2 separate regions of the Homo sapiens genome follow, and region 2 is linked to region 1. A link is an interaction called in ENCODE POLR2A ChIA-PET data of the cell type or tissue named here. Cell type or tissue: PC-3. All regions are shown on one strand.

Region 1 (2,500 bases):
AAGCAATGAGTGACTAATCTGCGGTTCAGTTACAATAACAATAATAGAGAAAGGAGAGTGCGAATGATAAAGAAATTTACCATGGTGTATATGTGCCACATTTTCTTAATCCAGTCTATCATTGTTGGACATTTGGGTTGGTTCCAAGTCTTTGCTATGTTCATGTCCTTTGTAGGGACATGGATGAAATTGGAAACCATCATTCTCAGTAAACTATCGCAAGAACAAAAAACCAAACACCGCATATTCTCACTCATAGGTGGGAATTGAACAATGAGATCACATGGACATAGGAAGGGGAATATCACACTTTGGGGACTGTGGTGGGGTGGGGGGAGGGGGGAGGGATAGCATTGGGAGATATACCTAATGCTAGATGACGAGTTAGTGGGTGCAGCGCACCAGCATGGCACATGTATACATATGTAACTAACCTGCACAATGTGCACATGTACCCTAAAACTTAAAGTATAATAAAAAAAATAGAAGTAAAAAAAAAAAAAAAAAGAAATTTACCAACATCAAATCACATTTGATTATTTCAAACACTTGGTACCCACAATCATCAGATATACAGGATTATAGAGAGAAACAAGGGAGGAGCTTGAAGCATTTTATGCAATATGAAAAATGCTTAGTCACAAAACATTTTCTGATCTTGTTGCAAGCTCATGAGAGCAGCACACTGCAGAGATTGGTCTGGGTGTTGGAACCTTCATTCCACGACAGGCATCAACCTGTACCCCGAATGGAGACTCCTCTCGGTTTTCAGAAATGATGAATGTGAGCTGTGCACTACCTACCCTGAGCCGCTGTGGAAATACCTCTTTTTCACAACTGGGATGGTGCCGGCAGAGACAAACATTAAAGAGCTGAATGTGAAAAGCCTCCTCGTGTGTCTTCTCCATGGCCAAGTCTGGAAGTTGAACACCCTTGCTGGTTTGCCAATGTGGCCTCGCGGGGGCAGTATGACCCAAGGCTTGCCATGGCTTCCTAGCTTGTAAAAGATTCACACTCTTCCATGAATGCTTTAAAAAAACTAGTGACCACCCAGAGAAACAAAAATAAGTCCCCAAAACATGACAGAATCACAATGACACAAAACGGATTATCAAACCACGTAGTAACAATAAGGAGGCAAATAGAAGTCAGTCTTGTAAAATTGCTTATAGAAAATTAGGAAGGAAATATATATTATATGCATGCATATTAATATAAAGATATATGTCATATGACAATATATATTAATTATATAAAAATATGTATTTGTATACAGAATCTTAAATATTAAGGGTTGACTCTGTTTTGGAAAAATACAAGCAACTTTTACAGTGAATTTTATTTCAAAGTATAGGAGCTATCGAAATGTTTTCACGTTTTTGCCTCTTCTGTTCAGCCTTATCCCCGAGGGTTGTGGAAAATCTCCACGTACTCTGACAATAAGTAAGTGGATGTGTTAACAAGCTACAAGGAACTGCAGTTAGAAAGTTCATGATTTGTTGGCCGGGCACAGTGGCTCATGCCTGTAATCCCAGCACTTCGGTGGGAGGCCGAGGCGGGCAGATCACGAGGTCAGGAGATCGAGAGCATCCTGGCTAATACGGTGAAACCCTGTCTCTACTAAAAATACAAAAAATTACCCAGGCGTGGTGGTGCATGCCTGTAGTCCCAGCTACTCAGGAGGCTGAGGCAGGAGAATTGCTTGAACCCGGGAGGCAGTGGTTGCAGTGAGCCGAGATCGCACCATTGCACTCCAGCCTGGGCAACAGAGCGAGACTCCATCTCAAAAAAAAAAAGGAAAGTTCATGATTTGTTTTCTGGTTCACATTTCTGCTTCTAGCCCCCAGGGTAGTTGGTGGTAATTCTTATGTTTTCATTATAAGTGTTAACACTTGAGCAGTTATGTTTGCATTTGGAGCTCTATCTCTCCCCGTGATAGAAAATAAATGATTTGTAAATTTAATCATAACAGTTGAAATGCCATTGCATCTTAATTTATTCAGAGCGATTTAAACTAAGAACCCCTGGAGTACAAAATGTAAACAGAATCCCAGTTTATGAATTTTCACATTACTCTTCCTAAGGACAGTCACCTCTACTTTGACTTTATCCATGGCATGCAATCTCCTCTTTGATAGAGACCTCTGGGTGGAGACAGAAGGTACGTTCACCCCAGAGTTGGTGAATAAAGTCAGATCCTGAAGGTCGTGAGTTGAAACTCCAAGGAGTAAAGGCATGGGCCTGGGGAGGTAATGGGGACGGGCTCTGGAAAGGCTGGCAACACTGCAAATAGCTTTTCTTCGTGCTAACGTTGGAAGACATTTAATAAGATGGAAAAGGAAAAACGAGCAATTGACATGACTGCATGTATGTCAGCCACAAAAGCTGATACCTTCAAACCTCCCTGCCGCACTGCCTTCCTCCTATGGGATGGATCTCCCTTCTCCATGGCCCCTTCCTTCTACCCTAACCCCAGCCCCCTCCTGCCCTTCCTTGGTTC
Region 2 (2,500 bases), 98 kb after region 1:
TGAGTAGTTGTGACAGAGACCAGCTGGCTTGAAAGCCTAAAATACTTACTATCTGGCCCTTTAGGAAAAAGCTTGCCAGCCCCTACTCTAGACTGGCATCTACATGCCAAATACCATGACTGTAATGATTTGCCTCAGCAAGGGGACCAAACTTAGAAGACAACACACACAGTGAAAGTCACCATCTGATTTAGTCGTAACATTCCATGGCTATTCCCCAAGACCCATCAATTTATTTTATTTTATTATTTTTTAAATTTTTTTACTGGCAAAACTGGAGCATTAAAAGGAGGTATGACAGGAATCAACATATCTGTGTCTTTCTTATCTGTGATGAGACTAATCTGCTATTTTCTTCATAGGATAGAGCGTTGTTTTTGATTTTCTGCTTTGTATGGGCAGGGGGCCTTCAGTGGCTTCCACTTGGGCCTTCCTCTGTTGTAGCCATTATTTACTGTCTGAAAGCCTAATGGGAATCCCATTCTTTTTTTTTTTTTTTTTTTTTTTGAGATGGAGTCTTGCTCTGTTGCCCAGGCTGGAGTGCAGTGGCGCGACCTTGGCTCACTGCAACCTCTGCCTCCCAGGTTCAAGCGATTCTTCTGCCTCAGCCTCCCGGGTAGCTGGGACTACAGGCCGGCACCATCATGCCTGGATAATTTTTGTATTTTTTTTTTTTTTTTAGTAGTTATGGGGTTTCACCATATTGGCCAGGCTGGTCTCGAACTTCTGACCTCATGATCTGCCCGCCTCGGCCTCCCAAAATGCTGAGATTACAGGCGTGAGCCATTGCGCCCGGCCTACTAAGTATGTTCATTCTAACACTGCACTGGAGACTGGTGAAAATCACAAGGTGGGTTCTGGGCCAAATTCTGCCTACGATGATACAAAGTCACATCAAAACTCTATCACCTAGCACTTTGGGAGGCCAAGTGGGTTGTTTGCTTGAGTCCAGGAGTTTGAGACCAGCCTGGACAACATGGCAAAACCCCATCTCTACAAAAAATGCAGAAATTAGCCAGGCATGGTAGCATGTGCCTGTAGTCCCAGCTACGCAAGAAGCTGAGGTGGGAGGATCACCTGAGCCTGGGGAGGTCTAGGCTCAGTGAGCCAAGATCGCACCACCAAACTCACTCTTGGGTGACAAGGTGAGACCCTGTCTCAAAGGGGCGGGGGAAGCACCTCTATCTCCTGGCCCTCATGGGTGCCTACTCTGAGGCTGACTAGAGTGATTTCCTGGGTCTTTTGGAATTACTGTAACTTAAAATTGGCAATCAATAATACCAAAGGCTGTGGGTGCTTCTTTTTCCCAGTGCATATTATTCCAGGAAAATTGGTTACAGGTTCATTTGGGAAAGCCTAGGTGTTAGAGTATCATGTATGACATATTGTAGAGCTCTTTTTTTGAGGTGTGGTTTTCTTCTCACTTAAAAGGCCCTCATTTTATGAAGTGACTCACTTCTGAGAATTTGGCGAGAGGCCACATTTTCTCACTACAACTCAAGACAGATCTGTTTTTTTGCCAGACCTGACATTTTCTTGACTTAATTCTTGGGATCTCCATAATGAATAAACATAGTCAGAGGCTTCCGGATGTCAGATCACTCCCAGAGGTGTTATCACCATCCTTTTCCTGTTGGCTTTTATAATGGCCACATCTATGTTGTTTCTTGCAGGTAAAAAGTCCACACTTAACATACTCCCTATCTGACTGAGGTCAAAGATTGCATTTCAATTACAGCCCCTCCCACTATCATTCCTAATGAGCTTCCCTCTCCGATCTTGTCTTTATGACAAGAAAAAGAGTGTCAGTGGTAGACTGACATTATGCTTGATAGAAGTATAACGTTCCTGTCTTCCTCTAGATGATTCCTAGGGATCTCTGGCCTTTTACACTCATTGAGGATGGACCAGCATTTGGTCCAGGTTTGTATTAGACCAATCAACAACTCTTAGGACCTTAACCATTGAGTGCAATATTTTCAATGAGTGTACATGTCAATTAATTCAGCCCAATCCAAATTTCTATTCTGCAATTTTTTATTAAGCACTCTTAAAAGCCAAACTCAGTTTTTCAATAATGTTCATTGACCACTTTCTATAATTCTTTACGGAATTTTTTCCCATACCTTGATTCTGCATTTTACCCTCTGGGCCAGGTTGAATTCAAATCCTGTTTATTAGGTGAGCAACAATGAAGAGCGAACTGTTACCTTTCTCATGCTAAGGGAAAACAGCTTCCTTAGAAGGAAAAGTAGAAATGACAGTGTGCCAGAGGGGATGGAGGAACAGGGTTTCCCAGGTCCTGTGCATCCTCCCAGATATCCCCATTCCCACTGATCCTCAGTCTATCTTACCAATGCCTTAACATTCATACAGGCTTTTTAGCAAATTTGCAAATACAACTCCTACTATAATTAAGACACTTCATGCTCTGAATTAATTTCCACCAGTCTTAACCTGGCAGCTGCAAGTAATAAGAGACTTTTTTTTTTCAACGTGG

What was found. ChIA-PET counts read pairs that join two places held together with the same protein. Peaks named below come from ENCODE experiments on the same cell type or tissue, not always from the same donor. Only the 100,000 strongest peaks of a DNase experiment are listed, where the experiment ranks them.
Region 2: POLR2A ChIA-PET joins it to region 1 with 5 read pairs; 8 of 35 experiments call an interaction of 5 or more read pairs at or near these places.

The regions. Positions count from the first base shown.
Region 1 is chr3:46,377,009-46,379,508 of GRCh38, reverse strand. The region is part of intron 2 of CCR5AS (CCR5 antisense RNA); the gene reads left to right. Among named protein-coding and RNA genes, the nearest start is that of CCR5, 7.3 kb to the right of the region's middle. RefSeq lists a silencer at 894-1,003. In PC-3, a CTCF peak has its summit at 957 (motif pointing right); a DNase peak (open chromatin) is centred at 958.
Region 2 is chr3:46,279,275-46,281,774 of GRCh38, reverse strand. No RefSeq gene overlaps it. Among named protein-coding and RNA genes, the nearest start is that of CCR3, 38 kb to the right of the region's middle. In PC-3, no CTCF peak of the experiment used is centred here; a DNase peak (open chromatin) is centred at 1,474.